Linked DNA regions of Homo sapiens: regions 1, 3 and 4 are each linked to region 2. A link is a contact called in ENCODE Hi-C or POLR2A ChIA-PET data. All regions are on one chromosome and are shown on one strand. Each heading gives the region's core, a stretch centred on a gene start or an enhancer-like site at or near the end of the contact. The rest is flanking DNA. Distances are from core to core; before and after follow the strand shown.

Evidence for each region. A loop is a pair of places that touch in the nucleus more often than their neighbours do. ChIA-PET counts read pairs that join two places held with the same protein, here RNA polymerase II (POLR2A). Pooled maps may share reads with other maps.
Region 1: a loop to region 2 is called in a map of endothelial cell of umbilical vein, with 9 times the contacts of the local background. The contact joins the enhancer-like site here to the promoter of HAX1 in region 2. A Hi-C loop is called at or near these places in 1 of 168 maps with a recorded cell type or tissue (endothelial cell of umbilical vein). POLR2A ChIA-PET finds 5 or more read pairs at or near these places in 3 of 52 experiments (GM12878, activated CD8-positive, alpha-beta memory T cell and activated T-cell).
Region 3: a loop to region 2 is called in a pooled map, with 24 times the contacts of the local background. The contact joins the promoter of ZBTB7B here to the promoter of HAX1 in region 2. A Hi-C loop is called at or near these places in 8 of 50 pooled maps.
Region 4: a loop to region 2 is called in a pooled map, with 10 times the contacts of the local background. The contact joins the promoter of PMVK here to the promoter of HAX1 in region 2. A Hi-C loop is called at or near these places in 9 of 50 pooled maps. POLR2A ChIA-PET finds 5 or more read pairs at or near these places in 2 of 52 experiments (GM12878 and activated T-cell).

What each region holds. Positions count from the first base shown.
Region 1 is chr1:153,695,457-153,699,660 of GRCh38, forward strand. It overlaps the pseudogene GEMIN2P1. Among named protein-coding and RNA genes, the nearest start is that of MIR8083, 7.8 kb to the left of the region's middle. Within about 2 kb of position 1,944, at least 22 of the 41 ENCODE cell types and tissues checked have a DNase peak (open chromatin) inside an H3K27ac peak, as active enhancers do; they include endothelial cell of umbilical vein, where a contact is called at or near this core.
Region 2 is chr1:154,269,940-154,274,207 of GRCh38, forward strand. HAX1 (HCLS1 associated protein X-1) reads left to right here and starts at 2,690. Exons shown (of 7, transcript NM_006118.4): 1 at 2,690-2,837; 2 at 3,397-3,659; 3 at 3,835-4,022. The coding sequence starts at 2,785. It overlaps UBAP2L (ubiquitin associated protein 2 like), which reads left to right. Exons shown (of 27, transcript NM_014847.4): 27 at 261-908. The coding sequence ends at 356. RefSeq lists a silencer at 2,306-2,446 and an enhancer at 2,584-2,753.
Region 3 is chr1:154,999,863-155,004,163 of GRCh38, forward strand. It overlaps ZBTB7B (zinc finger and BTB domain containing 7B), which reads left to right and starts at 2,940. Exons shown (of 3, transcript NM_001256455.2): 1 at 2,940-3,081. RefSeq lists enhancers at 1-471, 1-48 and silencers at 229-468, 1,059-1,138, 1,839-2,078, 2,189-2,378, 4,089-4,208 and 1 more.
Region 4 is chr1:154,934,917-154,938,931 of GRCh38, forward strand. It overlaps PMVK (phosphomevalonate kinase), which reads right to left and starts at 1,803. Exons shown (of 5, transcript NM_006556.4): 1 at 1,675-1,803. The coding sequence starts at 1,769. RefSeq lists a silencer at 1,253-1,352 and enhancers at 1,309-2,251, 2,073-2,272, 2,252-3,193.

The DNA of each region.
Region 1 (4,204 bases), core at 694-3,193, 580 kb before region 2:
TCAACCCTGTAATCCCAGCAGCTTGGGAGGCCAAGGTGGGTGGATCACAAGGTCAGGAGTTTGAGATCAGCGTGGCCTACATGGTGAAACCCCATCTCTACTAAAAATACAATAATTAGCCAGGCACGGTGGCTCATGTCTGTAATCCCAGCACTTTGGGAGGCTAAGGCGGGTGGATCACCTGAGGTCAGAAGTTCGAGACCAGCCTGACCAACATGGAGAAACCCCATCTCTACTAAAAATACAAAATTAGCCAGGTGTGGTGGTACATGCCTGTAATCCTAGCTACTAGGGAGGCTGAGGCAGGAGAATCACTTGAACCTGGGAGGCAGAGGTTGCGGTGAGCCGAGATCGCGCCATTGCACTCCAGCCTGGGCAACAAGAGTGAAACTCCATCTCAAAAAAAAAAAAAAAGGTACAATAATTAGCTGGGCGTGGTGGTGGGTGCCTATAATCCCAGCTACCCAGGAGGCTGAGGCAGGAGAATTGCTTGAACCCGAGAGGCAGAAGTTGCAGTGAGCCGAGATTGTGCCATTGCACTCCAGTCTGGGCAACAAGAGCGAAACTCAATCACACACACAAAAAAGTATTAGGGACCTAAAGAGCTTTTGTTTATGTGGATATCTATTGATATTTACCATAGTAGATATTAAAACAAATCCTTATTTATTTATTTTTTAATTTTTTTTTTTTTGAGTCAGAGTCTTGCTCTGTCACCCAGGCTGGAGAGCAGTGGCGCGATCTCCGCTCACTGCAAGCTCCACCTCCTGGGTTCACCCCATTCTCCTGCCTCAGCCTCCCGAGTAGCTGGGACTACAGGCGCCCGCCACCGTGCCCGGCTAATTTTTTTGTATTTTTAGTTGAGACGGGGTTTCACCATGTTAGCTAGGATGGTCTCGATCTCCTGATCTCGTGATCCGCCCATCTCAGCCTCCCAAAGTGCTGGGATTACAGGCGTGAGCCACCGCGCCCAGCCACAAATCCTTATTTATTTATTTATTTATTTATTTTTTTTTTTTTTTTTTTTTTTTGAGACGGAGTCTCGCTCTGTCGCCCAGGCCGGACTGCGGACTGCAGTGGCGCAATCTCGGCTCACTGCAAGCTCCGCTTCCCGGGTTCACGCCATTCTCCTGCCTCAGCCTCCTGAGTAGCTGGGACTACAGGCGCCCGCCACCGCGCCCGGCTAATTTTTTGTATTTTTAGTAGAGACGGGGTTTCACCTTGTTAGCCAGGATGGTCTCGATCTCCTGACCTCATGATCCACCCGCCTCGGCCTCCCAAAGTGCTGGGATTATAGGCGTGAGCCACCGTGCCCGGCCCGACAAATCCTTATTTATTAACTCATGTAAGATAACAATAATAAGCCTATTACATGTTAATAATTGTTGACTGCTTTATCAAGAACATTCTTATGTGAAACCAGCCTTTTCAGTGTGCAGTGGTGAAGAATGCATGCAATACTAATTGGGTGCCACTGCCTTGATTTATGTAAAGCCACAGCAGTTTTACCCCCATTGCTTTTGCACTTCGATGCAATGTGTCAACTCTGTCAAAAAGGCAAATAACGTATTAGAATTATTATGAAAATCGTTTGACCTCATCTATGCCCTGAAAAAATATTTGGGACTCCCAGGATTTGCGGACCACACCTTGAGAACTGTTATGTTACTCAATGGCTGGCATACAGTAGGAATCAGATAATTAGTATGGACTGAATGGAGAGGCCTGGGAGCTGGGGAGGAAGTGGGGGTCGGGTGGGAACATATGGATGCCTTTCAACCCAGGTGAAATTTGGGGATTGTCCACGTGCTCCTCCATTCCCCATGTCAGTGTAGACAAATGTTGAGTCATAGTTTGCAAAATGCCTCTCAGCTGGGCCAGGAGCCCTGGTTTCCCTGCTGGACCCACCCCTCACCCCTCCTTCCCAGGCAGGCAGGCAGGCAGGAATGCGGGGGAGAGGTGGCTGCAGCTCCACCGCCCTCATGGGGGAGGAAAGTGCCAGACATTTCTTCAGGACCATCCATCAAGTGCAGGCAGGCCTCTCCCCTGACCTCCCAGGCCTCTTCCTGGAGTCCACCCTGTGGGACCTGGACGTAGGGTGGCCACTGGGAGCTTGGAGGTCTGGCGTGGCACTGCTCCCTGGTACACGGCTGGCAGTTTGGGATAAAGAAAGGATAAATTGCTCCCCTCCTGTCCAGTGACTCTTGTTTTGTGCTTCCCGCCCACCCTTTTTGGCACCAGTCAGGCTCAATTTATCGGGAGAGGGAGCAGACATGGTCCAGTCCTCTCACCAGCCAAGCCGGGGATGAACAGCACTGGGAAGGCCTAACCAAGAGTGGTTGTCCTGTCAACCACAGCTACTGAACTTCCTGATGGGCCCCGGTGGCCCTGTAGCCTCCCATGCCCCAGTTCCTCCCCACAAGGGGAGCAGACAGCCCCTGAAGAGACTGGCTATGATAAAGAGAGCTGTGAGGCCTAGGAAGTTAGATCAGGGTGGAGCTGGGACAGCTACGGGGACTTGGGCTCTGGGGAGAGGAGCCTTAAATGAGGTGGGGAAGAGGGGCAGGGAGTGGACGACTGAGGAGCTCCAGAAGCACAATTCTAGGAAATTGCCGGTCAGATCCTTCCGAGGCAGCCTGGCTCCACTGCGGGCACCGGGAGGGGAAGGGGCTGTGCGGCGGAGGTGAGGAGGGGCCTAAGGAGTCGATGATTTCAGCGGCCCGAGAACTTTCACTGGAACTAAGGAGATTTCCTTCCGGAGGAAGGCCCCTGAAGCCAGGAAGAACTGGGAAAGCCATTCCTAAGGGGGCACCAGGAGGGTAGCAATAAAGCCCTCCCCACAGGCCGGGGAGACCGTCTTGTGCCAGGAACCTCCGCCCACATGGGAGGGGCAGTCTAGCCTCTCAGTTTCCCGGGCTGTCCCGCCTAGTACGTTTGGGAGGGGTGAGGGCCACAGGGTTTCCCCAGAGTATGGTAAGAATAACAATAATAATTGGCATTCGATTGTGCCTTGCAGTTGACAAAGGCTTTCACATACATTATCTCATCAGCCCACGTAACGCCCCTGGAAGAGTGGGGCGGGCTGAGAAGGCAGCTCAGCAGGCGGGTGGAAGGGCCAGCTGGAGGCTGTGCAGAGGGAACCCCCGCCCAGCCAGCCCCGAACAAGGCCACGGCCTGGAACAAAAATGGAGCTGACAGAAACAGACAAATAACCTCCTCCCTCACCCGCTCTTTTCTCTACGTCAAAGGGTTTGAGTCATTTATCACAGCAGTATATTTAGTAATAATTATTTTTAAAAAAGATTTATACCTTTCAGGACAGATCCGTGGAATCTAATTAAGCAGAGCCCAGTTTTGCAGACTGAAAGTCAATTTTTTAATTAAATTGCAGGAGCTATAAAAATAAATAAATTAACCATTTAAAAAAAAAAAAAGAATGCGGTCCAGGAAGATTTAATCTCTTTGGGTTGGAACGCAAGTAAGATTCCAGGCGAGGTGTTTACCACCAAGATGAAGGGTCGGGATGCGGATGAATTTGGTGTTGCACAAAGACAGGAGAGGACGCTCTGGAGGAAGATGAGACCACGTCCCATGCCTGCTCCCAGACTGCATTCTACCAGGAACAGGGGAGGTGGTGGCAAAAACCTGCTTGACTGTACCTCAAACCATGGTTAGAGAAGCAGTGAGAGAGTCCAGATAGGAAAAGACCCCAGCCATCCACTTCCATACCACATACACTGGCACCAGTGAGTCAGAGGATAGGCTGGTTGCCCTTTAAGAACCTTTCCAAAGGGAAGATTCCATAATCAGGCATATCTGCTCATGACAGTGGCACCCTGTCTGAACTTGATGCAATCATCCCAGTATGACTATCTGTCTTTGGCTTCCAAATGTGGACTACATATGGTATGCCTTGGCTATTGCATGTCCAATGATCAGGTCAGCCCACTAAACTTCAGGCAGGGAAAAACTAGGCCAAAATACCATGCAGATCTCAGTGTTCAAAACTGGCACAATTACACTCCTCTATCAAATGAGAGGCAGTGCAAAGTTGGGTAAGAGGCTGGACTCTGGAGATAGCCTGCCTGGATTTAGATCCCAGCTCTGTCACTCATAATCAATGTAACCTTATGCAAACTACTCAGCTTCTCTCTGCCCTGAGTTTTCTATTCTGTAACTCAGGAATGATCTTAAAACCTACTTC
Region 2 (4,268 bases), core at 1,440-3,939:
TGAGTAGAACTCACTCACTACCTTGTCTCTAAAGGTATCTTGCCCTCTTCATCTTTTCCCTATTTAAAAGTCAAAAATGCCTTCCTGCTTGTAAGAAAGGGGCTTTAGCAGCTATGCAGACCAAATTTTCTATGGTTCTAATAGTAGTGAGGGGAATGGGAGAGCAAGACAGTTTGCACATCTCCACCTGAAGATGTTACAAATTTGTACCACTAACTAGACACCTTTTTCCTCCTCATGATCCTCCCATTCCCCTGCAGACGGGCAGCGGGCAACGTAGCCAGACCAGCTCCATCCCGCAGAAGCCCCAGACCAACAAGTCTGCCTACAACAGCTACAGCTGGGGGGCCAACTGAGGCCCTGACCCTCTTCTCCCGGTCCCATCTTCTGAGAGGGCTTCTCAGCCTGGAAACTATGGAAACAGCATCAAAGAGAAAGGAATGTGGGGGGTTTCCGCTGCCCCCCACCCCCAGCGGCCCACCCCATGCCTCAGCTTCATGTCTGTCCCATTCCTATACCATCCCCACCCTGTTGTATGTATTATAGGATTTGTATTTTCTCCTTTTTTTTCCCCCTTCCATTCCTTCTCCCCTCTTGCATTCAAGATTATGAAACTTTGCTATGGGCCCTGCACTTCCTTTGCTTCCTCCTGTTCACCCTGGTGGTGTACGGATGAGGCGGGGAGGTGGGACCCCCAAACATATATCAGCCCAACAGCCCTAAGTCTCCTTCTTTATTATTAGGAAAACAACAACAACAACAAACAAAAAAATGGCGTCATGAATATGAACAGCATTGTCAGATGAATTAGTTGAAGTGGTTTTTTTTTTGTTTTTTTTTTTTTTTTGTACTGTGTCCTCAAATTTAATGGATTAATGTGTCTTGTATATATAAAAAGAAAACCTCTACCTTCAGCCTCTGCCTATTCTTGCTCCGTCTAGGACATCCTCAATTTCGTCGATGACCAGCTTGGTGAATAAGTATTACTGTACCAACTGGGCCTCCTCTAGCAGGCCCCTGAAGGCAGTGGAATAAAATGAAATCTTCGCCCTTTAAGAACTCCTGACCTTAATGTGGTAGTAGTATCTTGTCCTTGAGGGGATTTCCTTCCCCTCACCCCTAAGACTTTCACAACCTGGTGACTGGAAAGAACCACCACAAATCTTCATTTCCTCCAGAAACTGCTACATCTACAGCCGATTTCAGGCAGTAAAGGGAGAGGGATAGAGGAGATTGGGTGGAAAATGGAGAGGATCAAGAAGGAGCTGAGACCATTTCAAAGAAAAAAAATGCTTTATAGAGTTTTAAGTATGACTTAGATGGGTCCAGGCAAATAAACTAAAAAGAAGTGAAGGCAACATGTATCGTCTGGCAGAACTAAATCTTGGAGTGGGGTGAGGGATGAAAGACTACATATTGGGTACAGTGTACACTGCTCGGGTGATGGGTGCGCTAAAGTCGCAGAAATCACTAAAGAACTCATCCATGTAACCAAACACCACCTGTACCCCAAAAACGAAATAAAAAAACAAAACCTTGGGGCCCATTCCCCCTAGGAATGGACTACTGTAGTAGTGGCTTCTTGGATGCTTCTCTGTGACATAGCTATACCCAATTCTTTGAAAAAGAATCTAGAGCAAGGTCTGGCTTGGGGATGGGGTACAGGGAGAGACAGGTCTCGGAGAGGTTTTGAACAAAACACTTTTAAAAAGGAATGAGGACAGGCGCTTTGGGAGGCTGGGTTGGGCGGATCACCTTAGGTCAGGAGTTCGAGACCAGCCTGGTCAACATGGTGAAACCCCGTTTCTACAAAAAATACAAAAGTAGCCGGGCGTGGAGGCGCATGACTGTAATCCCAGCTACTCGGGAGGCTGAGACAGGAGAGAACCTGGGAGGCGAAGGTTGCAGTGAGCCGACATGGTGCCACTGCACTCCAGCCTGGGAAACATGAGAGAAAACTCTGTCTCAAAAAAAAAAAAAAAAAAAAAAAAAAAAAGATACCAAAGGGATATTTCTTTATAACCCCCAATTTGTTCCTTCTCAGGACTCAACTAGCTTCCCTTCCCTTGCTTTCTTAAAAATCCTTTGTCTTGCTGGTTGCAGAGCCTGCTTAGAAAAAAGAATTCTATATAGTTATAACAAACTCCCTAGTAGCTAGAGAGGTGGAGGAAGTTAAGTCCATGCGTCTCTTATGTCTTGATCTCTTCTCTGGGAAATTCAATACTAGAAGGAGCTTGGAAAAGCATTTTGTTCATCCCTCTAACAGCAGACATCGCCCAGGTCAGTCAAAAAGAACGCCCGAGTAAGGAGCGAGGTGGCTTCTGCTGTGAGGCTGGCCAGCCCCGCGGGTGGGGTGGTTGAGGGACGCCCTCAAGCCGGTCCATTTGTGCGGCTGGGCTGCCCTCTGGCGGCTTTATCCGGGTGCCATCCAGAGTCAAACCCTCGAAATCGCTTTTCGTACTGAGTTGGTCTGCAGAAAGAAGAACAGATTTAGGAGGAAGGCGGTCATAGGAAACTGAAAGTGCGTCACGCCCACTCCCGTCACGGAAACTGGTCTCTGAAAGGTGGGGTAAAGATAAAGCCTTTCAAATTTGAGGAAGACCTTCGGTCCCGCCTCCATTTCACGTCCGGCTTACCGTCGTTTACGACAGTGTCAGGATCGCGGGCTTGCTTTCCGGTAGCGTGGGCTGACGCCTCGCTCAATTTCTCACAGGGCTGCGCAGGTTTCCCCCGTCTGCGAATGGACCACTGGAGGGGTTCAAAGGTTCGCGTCCCAGTACGGGAATGAGCCTCTTTGATCTCTTCCGGGGCTTTTTCGGCTTTCCTGGACCTCGGAGGTGAGAGTAGGTCCGGCTCGGACAAGGGTGGGGGTCGTCTGAGGGGAGCTTGACCCCTACGTCTTATTTTTGGAAAAACATCCTCTGTCCCACTCCTTCAACTCCTGCAGAGAGGACAGAAGTCGCAACATTGAACACTCACCCCGCCACAGTAACCAAGGCGGTCATTAAGAGGAGAAACAGCAAACTAAGCCTTTCTCCAACCTGGGGTGATGCAACAGGGACCCGGGCGGGGAAGACCGTGAGGGTCTGGGGAATAAGACAGTGAGCAAGTGAGCAGGACCTTGGGAGAGAGAGGAGGGACTGGGGCACACTGAAGAAAAACTGGGGGAAGGTGTATGAAGGGAGCTGCGAGCTGAGGTCTGACTTTGATTAAAAAAAAAAAAAAAAAAAAAGAACTGTCAGCCATTGTATTAATGTTTTGATGTGGCAGCCAGTCCTCCGACCCTCTCCCTAGCTTCCCAGACCCCTTGCTCTTGTCCCACTTTGCCACCCATGAGTTGATTTAATGGCTTAAATAGTGCTGAAATATTGGTGGCCAATCTGCCTCCACTCTCAGCCACAGAGATCCCTTTTTTGGAGGGATGACTCGAGATGAAGATGATGATGAGGAAGAAGAAGAAGAAGGGGGCTCATGGGGCCGTGGGAACCCAAGGTTCCATAGTCCTCAGCACCCCCCTGAGGAATTTGGCTTCGGCTTCAGCTTCAGCCCAGGAGGAGGGATACGTTTCCACGATAACTTCGGCTTTGATGACCTAGTACGAGATTTCAATAGCATCTTCAGCGATATGGGGGCCTGGACCTTGCCTTCCCATCCTCCTGGTGTGTGGCTTTCCCTAAGGGGCAACCTGTGGTTTCTGGTGGGTTGGTGGGTGAAATAAAGAGCCTGCAGGGAGTAGCTGGGGGATGGGAAGTGTGAGAAGACTGATGATTTCAGAGAGATTAATAGAGCCCAAGTCCTTTCCCATCCCAGCAAACACCTGCCACCTTTCTGCAGAACTTCCAGGTCCTGAGTCAGAGACACCTGGTGAGAGACTACGGGAGGGACAGACACTTCGGGACTCAATGCTTAAGTATCCAGATAGTCACCAGCCCAGGATCTTTGGGGGGGTCTTGGAGAGTGATGCAAGAAGTGAATCCCCCCAACCAGCACCAGACTGGGGCTCCCAGAGGCCATTTCATAGGGTGAGTATCCCATCTGGTCCTGAAGTGAGAGCTTGTGAGAGACCACTAATAAAGTGCAAAGACTGGCTAGGTGCGGTGGCTCACGCCTGTAATCCCAGCACTTTGGGAGGCCGAGGTGGGCAGATCACCAGAGGTCAGGAGTTGGAGACCAGCCTGGTCAACATGGTGAAACCCCGTGTCTACTAAAAATACAAAAAATTAGCCGGGCATGGTGGCAGGTGCCTGTAATGCCAGCTACTCAGGAGG
Region 3 (4,301 bases), core at 1,690-4,189, 730 kb after region 2:
CTATGCTTCTACCCTTCGGCGCACGTGGCCCGGCCAGTCCGCGCACCTGGCCGTCATTCCGAGTCGCTGTCCCCAGCCCCAGGTATTCAGTCCTCCCACTCGGGGCTTTCATTCCTCTCTTAGGGTAAACACTTCCTTCTCTGGGTATTTGTCCAACTCGTGCTACTCTCCCCAAATTTAAGGTCTAGCTGGTCACCTAAAAATTTAAGTCTTAACATGCGGATCTGGGACGCTCTCCTATCCCCAGGCGGCCCCTGCAGGCCCCTCACTTGCCCTCCAGCTCCCAGTTCCAGTCTGGGCCTAGTGGCGGGGCGGGGGCGGCCGGCCCCTGGGGCCCAGCAGGGGTTTCATGGGAGGGGGCGGGGTCCCCAGTCAGCGTTTCTCTGCCGCCGCTGTTTCAGTCGTTTGGCGTGGTTAGGGGTTGGGGTAAGAGGGAATTTCAAGTAGGGGTTCCCCGCTCCGATTTCTGAGTAAGGAGGGGAGCTATTTGCACCAGGAGAAAAAGAGAGACAAGGGAGGGTGGGCGTCACTGAGGAACTAACTGCGGGTTCCAGGACCATTGGGAATGAGGTGAGGAGTGGCAATCTAGCCGCAGAAAGATCAGTCATGTTCAGCCAGACGCAGAACGCGACCCTCAAACATGGGGGAAGTTGGGCGAGGCGAGCCTGAGGCACTGGGCACCTTTCGAGTTTCTGTACCCAAAGGCTGGTGCCAGGGAGCCCGCCCTTCTATTGCCTCTGGAAGCCCTGGCTCTGCCCTCCCCGGGCCACGTTCCCACCCCCCCCGCCCCCCGCCCCCTGCCCCCCGCCCCCTTTCCTTGGCTATCCTCCTTCCTCCCCAAAGCAGCCCCCTCTCCATTTCACTTGTGGCACTGCCGCCTAGCCCCTAGCACAGCCCTTCACCAGGCCTGCACGACCCAGACGGCTGGAGTAGGAAGGGGAAAACCCCGGCCTGGACGGCTCCGGGCCCCTCCGGACCAGGATCTGTCCGGCGGGGCTGAGAAGAAAACCCGGAGCAGTGATCAGCCTCGCGACCCAAGGGGGTCAGGGACGATAGGAAAACCCGGAGCGGATTACTCGAGCCAGAGCGCCCCATGCCTGCCGCTACCTCCTCCTTCCTATAGCCCCCCTAATTCTCCAGTGAGATAATGTCTGGGGTGGGGGGCTGTTTGGTTTGGCCTGAGCCCTCAGGGGCGCCTCACACTTTCCGCCCCTGGCTGGGGCGCAGGGCAGCGGCCCCGAGGCTGAGTCACGGCCCGGCGCGGAGAGGGAGAGAGGGAGAAAGAGGGAGGGAGGGACCTGGACTCCGCCCCTCGTGCGCGGGGATCCCGGGTCAGCCCGGGTGAGGGCCAGGGCCCCCCTGGCGCCGCCCATTGTGGTCCAACAGGTTGAGCTGGTGTCCCGAGAAGCCACCTGCTGGAAAGGGAGGGAGGCCCCCTGCGGAGGGGGGTTGGGAGGGGAAAGCGAGTCCGACCCGGTTCGGCCTGGCTTGTCGCAGGGGAGCCAAACCTGGCCCTAGGTAGCCGGATTTGATTCCATTTGACACTAGTGGGAGGGGCCCTTTGGGGTACGCAGCTCCGCAGGCTCAGTCAGAAACATCCTTCACCCGCTACCTTTCTCAGTTGGGGGACTCCTAAGTATTTATCCCGGTCCTCCCCAAAACCTACACATACCACACATCCCAAAACATCCAGGCACCCCTCGCCACCTGGGTCTCTCAGCGAATTCATGTCAAGCTATCCCTCCTCGGTGGAGACTCAGTTTCTCCACTTAGGGAACCCGCGGGATGGAGGTGGGGAGCAAAAGCGTCGGCGCGCCCCCTCCCCCTTCGCAGACTGGGCCCCTCCCCTCCGACAATGCCAAGGCCGCAGCGGGCACTGGCGACAGCACAGAGGCTGCTTGCCTGGGGCGCCCTTCCCTCCCCGCGGGGCACCGTCACGCGTGGGGAGGGACGCAGGGCGCCCGCAGGCTCAACTCCCCGGCTCCCTCCGAGAGGGGGTGGGGCGTAGGGGCCGGAGCCGAAGGCCTGGTGGCTCCCCCTCCCCCTCCCTTCTAGGTCCCTGACCTGATTACAGCCCCTCACGGGACCCCCTCCCTCAAGACCCTAAGTCCCCAATTCACCCCCACCCAGCCTATCCCTAACCTCTCATACCCTTCCCTCCTGAGGTCCTGACCCTACAGAAGCCCCTCTTGAAGGAGAGGGAGCCCCTGTAGGGGGTGCTCGATTCCCTGGCCGCTGCGGACACTGCCCCCTCCCCCCTCCTCTCCAGGTTCCAGGCCAGCCCCTCGGCTCCGCCCCCTCCCTGGACGAACGCAAGGCGAGACCTACTGGAGATGAGCGGGTATTCAGGCCAATGAGCGGACAGGGCGGTGGCGTGCAGGGGGCGGGCAGAGCAGCAGCAAAGGGCTGGATGGGGGCCGGGGGCGGAGTTTGAGTTAAGGTGGACTGGGAGAGATAGGGGCAGGAGAAAGGGGGGGGAGAGAGGGACCGCGGCAGGTGAAGGGAGACAGAGAGAAGGAAAGAAGGAGGGAAAGGAGGAGGGTGGGAAAGGCTAGGAGAGCTAAGTAAGAGTTTGGAGAAGGGGGCAAAAAAGGAGGGAGGGACCCATCTGCGCTCTGCAGGGACTGGCTGGACGAAGGGGTTGAAGTTTATGTCCTTATTGGGCGGAGGGAGGGGGCCTGGGGGGGCGGGTGAAAAACCAGGAAGTGACAGAGGGTGTTTCTAAGTGTTGGGGGGGGGGAGTTTGGGGGGTGGCAGGGGCGGGGGGAGGGAGGGGAGGGATGGGGGGAAAGCAAGCTGGAGGACAGGTGAGACAGCAGGACAGGTGAGGCGGGCCCTGAGGGGGGGGCGGGTGGGAGCCAGGTGAATGTACGGCTCTTGGCGGCCGAGGGGGGGCGGGCGGCAGGAGGAGGCAGAGGGCGGCGGAGGAGGAGCCCCCCAGCAGCGAGCGGCGAGCAACTGACCGCGGCCTTCTGACCAGGACCGGAGCAGGGCCCCAAGCCCCCGGGCCTGGTGGGGGACGCGCTTCTTCCCACACTGTGAGCCTCAGCAGCTCCAGCCAGCGGACCCGACGGCTGAGAGGTGAGTGTACCCCACTTTTGTCTCCTGGCTCGGGGTTCACTAGGCTCGAGACTACTGCAGTGTCCTTCGTCCGTCCTGTAAGTGGGACCCCCAGATACACACGCATGCAGATCACATTCCCACCACTCCCCTTCCCTGTGCTTTCCCAACACCCCGGGTCTCTGGAATTGGTTTTAACTGAGATGAAAGACAGAGAAGGAACTGCGGATGCCCCCCAACCCTAGGCGGAGGGTCCCCAGAAAGTTTATCTGCACTTCTCCTGGGATCAGACAGACAGACGGCTTCGGGATGGAGAGGGGGTGAGGCGACGCTGAGCGTTCCCCCAGTCTCCTTCGTGACTTTAGGGGGAGACCCCAGACCGGACTGAGTTGAGGGAATGGAAACGCTGACGGACTCTAACTAGGACAACGCGCACCCCCCCCCCACCCCGCGCCCCCTGGCGCGGTGGATTGGCCCCAGGCCAGTTGCATGGGGGTTGGGGGGGCGCAGGAGGAGCCGCGGCTTGGGGGAAAGTTACCGGCTGGACTATTCGGTTTCTTGCGCTTCCAGAGCCGCGCTCTCTCCAGCGGTAGTGGGGCTCAGCAACAACCTCTGAACCGACATAGAACGACCGCTCTCTTCCCTGCCCCTCAATCCCACTCCCTTCCTTCAGGCTCCAGTCCCGCCGCTACCTTTTCCACGCCAGCTCATGACCACAGAACCCAAGAGCGAGGGCGGGTGACTAGGAAGAATTCTCCTACCTACTACCCGTCCCCCCACCGGCGCCGGCGCACCTGCCCCAGCCCAGAGTGGGGGTCGCTACTGTGTTGTTGTAGAACCTACAGAGTGCGCCTGGCAGAAGGCTGCCATTCAAAGGGGTGGGGGGCGCTGCTTTCAATTTCCAGCTTTCTCTCCCTCCTCCCACCCCATCCCAAGTAAGAGAGCGACGTGTCCCGGCCAGAGCGAGGTGGGGGCGGGAGTGGGGGGGCGGCGTGGGCAGCGGGTTGTGCCCGGACACGTGCCTGCCCAGGCGCCCCGGCCCTGCTGGTGTTTAGAGAGAGGGCGGGTCCCCTGCCCCCCGCCCCGCACAACCCCCACGTATCAAAGGGCGGCTGAGACATGGTGAGACCTCGGGGCGCCCTGGGGGGCAGGGGGGCGGGGAGCCTGGGTCCGGAGCAGGGGAGGGGCAGAGGCGCCGGTGCTAGCTGACCCACAGGAAACGAGCGCTGCTGACCTAGTTT
Region 4 (4,015 bases), core at 553-3,052, 660 kb after region 2:
CTGGGCATGGTGGCACACACCTGTAATCCCAGCTACTCGGGAGGCTGAGACAGGAAAATCGCTTGAACCCAGGAGACAGAGGTTGCGGTGAGCCGCAACCTGGGTGCGCTCCAGCCTGGGTGACAGAGCAAGACTCCGTCTCAAAAAAAAAAAAAAAAAAAAAAAAAAAACATGAGGCACAGAGTGAATGACAGATGTGTACAAGATCACACACTAATCAACAGTGAGCCAGGGTTTGCATCCCAGCAGTCTAATTCCAGAGCCTGTGCTTCGGACCACTATTTGACGTCAGGGTTTGGAGGTGAGGAGAAATGCAACTTAGGAAAAGGTGGTGAGATACTTAGTGATGAAAAATTCAGGTGGTGACCTCTGCTCTGGGCTCTCCCACACCTTCATAGAACCCCCGTGGTACCCAAAAGCAGCTTCCTGGTACCCCCACCACACTGGCCTTCAAGAGGAGAGGAGCCCCACTTTCTCCCCAACCTCTGCTCTCCTAGCCCAGGTCTCAGCAAAATGCTCCTGCACAGAAGATCTTGCTTTGACAGAAAACACTGTGCAAAAGGTATTATTATTTGGGGAGGCAGCCAGATAAAACAGAAAGAAACCAGTCCTTGGCGCAAGATAAAGTTGAATTTGTTTGGGTTTTTTTTCTTTTTGTTTCAATTATATATTAATTGCTGAGATGCCCATCATGAACCACAAAGCTGAATTTGAATCCTGGATTTGCCACTTACTTTGTGACCAGCAAGGGTTTTTTGTTGTTAACTTCGTATGTTATTTTATTTTATTTTACTTCGAGACAGGGTCTCAGGCTCTGCTGCAAGGACTGGAGGACAGTAGCATGATTACAATTCACTGTAGCCCCCAGGTTCAAGCGATCCTCCCACCTCAGCCTCCTGAGTAGCTTGGACTAGAGGTGCTCGCCATCGCACTAGGCTAACTTTTCCATTTTTTTGTAGAGACTAGGGTCTTACTGTGTTGCCCAGGCTGGTCTCCACTACTGGGCTCTCAAGCCATCCTCGCACCTCTGTCTCCCAAAGTGCTGGGGTGACAGACATGACCACCACACCCGGCCTGTTTAACTTTTTAAGAGCCTCAGTTTCTTCACCTGTGAAATGGAGATGCTAATAATGGCACACAGTACCTAACAAAGAGGTGAAGAGGGTTTTTTGTTTTGTTTTTTTAAGACAGGGTCTCGCTCTGTCGCCCAGGCTGGAGTGCAGTGGCCAATCTCGCCTCACTGCAACCTCCGCCTCCCGGGCTCAAGCGATTCTTCTACCTCAGGCTCCTGAATAGCTGGGACCACAGGCACGCGTCACCACGCCCAGCTACTTTTTGGATTTTTCGTAGAGGCGGGGTCTCGCCATGTTGCCCAGGCTGGTATCCAACGCCTGGTATATAGAAAGTGCCTTCGTAGGAACCATTATTAATGCTTCTCAGAGAGACCTGCAGCTGAAGGTCTTTGGAGAGGTGGTCACCTGCTTCTTTGAGGCTCGCCTGTGTAGACTACTGTTTTATGTAATGGTGGCATTCCACCTTCCCCAGCCCAGTGCTCCTCCTGCCTTGCAAACGGACGACCCGTACTCCAAAGCTCACTCCGTGACACCCAAAAGCACTCCTCGTGTCACGTGATGCGGAGAGCTCCCCCTTCCACCTTTCCCGCCTCACGGACACCTGCTCTGCAGCGCCTCGGTCACGAAGTCCTTCCCGGATTTCCTCTTGCCGCTGAACAGCAGTACCAGCCGCGGGGCGCCTCCCAGCGGGGCCATGGGGCCGCCACGCCTCGCGATGCCTGAAGCTGACACTTCTCCCTACCCCTAAAATCGGGACACCGCGCGGAATGGACGCGGCCACTAAGCGGAGCGGCAACAAGGAACAATCGCGCCCCTCCTCGCCGTAGCTGCGAACAGGGCTGACCGCCCGCGACCGTGCCCTCAGCTCATGTCCAAACAGATATGGGGAGAAAAGGGTGAGACACGCGGAGAGAAAGGCGGTTCCTTCACAGAGCAGCCTCCCCTCGTGAAGCTCCCCCACCCGAACTCACTTAGAACAGTCCAGCCCCGCCCAGAACCTTCGCTCACAGCCTGGCCTGCTTAACTGACACCCGGGGAGGAACCGGACGCGACTACCTTCCTCCGAGGGGGGTGACGTCTGAAATTTCCTGAGGTGAACCCCATGTTCCCTTCCGCGCAGCCCTAAAACTTTAGGAAAAAAAATCTCTGGAGTGAGATCACGTTGGAGACGTTTTGGAAACTGCCCTTTTGCCTGTGCGTTATAGTACATGTGCCACAGCAAATCTGCGCGCGCCCCAGAGTGGGAATGGGTCTTCCTGGGGGCGTAAGGCAGCCCTGACGCGAGCGGCGTGTCTGGCCACGTCATGTCGGGGGAGGAGCAGAATCGCGCACACGATATTTCATTGTCAAGCAGATTTTATAACCCGAGACGTCACTAAGATGTGGCCCTTTAAGCCCGGCGAGAAACCTTTGATTGCTTTTCTAGCCGCAGCCTCCGGCCCAAAGGTTTTCGGAAGCAAACGGCGTGGGTGACATCAATAGTAAGGGAGCGTTGAATCCCTAGATGAGATTGCCTGGTTTCATCCGAAGTCTGGCTCCCAGCCAGAAGTTTGAGAGGCAGGATAAGAATAATCTGTCCTTTCCCTGCATCCCCGGTTCTGCCTCTTCCCGCAGTAGGTGACGGGTTGCCCCAGCTGAGTACGTCGAGTTGTTTTTGGCTATGACTTGCCGTCCTGCATTTTTCTGAGCATGTCAGAACAGAGCCTGCAACTCATTACTGCCTCCACTAGAGAAAAAGTGTAGTGTGGAGACTTAGGGAGAAACCATTAATTTCCTGAATGTTGAAAAGAGGCACAGGAGAGTGGTCAGATGCAAAAAGAACAGACTTAAGGAGGTGGTTTTTTGTTTTTTGGGGTTTTTTTTGTTTTTTTTCAGCAACCCAGAAAACACTGCACTCATCAACGCCCTAGAAGGCAGCACAGAGTGGATTTTCAGTCCCAGCTTGGACACTTAGCAAGTCACTCTGAGTTTACCACTGATAAGGCCCACTTCCCAGGGTTATAATAAGAAAGGAATGAAGAAAATATATGACAAGGTACAATAAAATACTTTGTAAGTTCTCAAGTATCATCCAGATGTAAGGGGTTGTTATTTATTCTTAGCACTTCGTCATTCAACACAGAATCAGATTTTCCAGCTCATCTTCAATAAACATGTATTTGGGCCTCCACGGAAAGTCCACATCTCCTGTTTTACCTGAGTCACATGGAAGGAGTCAGAACTTACTCCCGGAGTCTCTTTCCTCACCTGACCCAATGCACGCCCCTTACCTCCCTCTCTGACTCTGAGATCCAGCTCCCTGAATACCTAGTGAGCGATCAGAAAACTTCCCCCAGGCTCACGCCTGTAATCTCCGCACTTTGGGAGGCCAAGGCGGATCACCTGAGGGCAGGAGTTCGAGACCAGCCTGGCCAGCATGGTGAAACCCCATCTCTACTAAAAATACAAAAATTAGCTGGATAGCTGGACGTGGTGGCGGGCACCTGCAATCCAGCTACTCAGGAGGCTGAGGCATGAGAACACTTGAACCTGGGAGGCAGAGGTTGCAGTGAGCCAAGATTGTACCACTGCGCTCCAGCCTGGACAACAGAAAAAGACTCCGTCTCAAAAAATAAAAAAAAACTTCCCCCATACTAGGCTTCCTAGTATGCCTCAACTGAACTCCACTGTCCCTTACTGGTGTCTCAAGTGGAGGCTTTAGTCTCCCAGCCCTCATCCCTCAGCATCCGCTTTGAGTCTATGGCCTCCCTTCCTCCCCATTTTAATTTCCACACCATTACTCATCCTGCCTCTTGGAAAACTATGGTTCCTCTAAGGCTCATGCCACCTGCCTGCGCTACCCTCCTGCTTTCCTCAGTACTGGCAGCCCAGCAATCCTGGTGGTTCATTTTCATTTTCTTTTGTTTCTTTATGCAGACGGGGTCTTGCTATGTTGGCCAGGC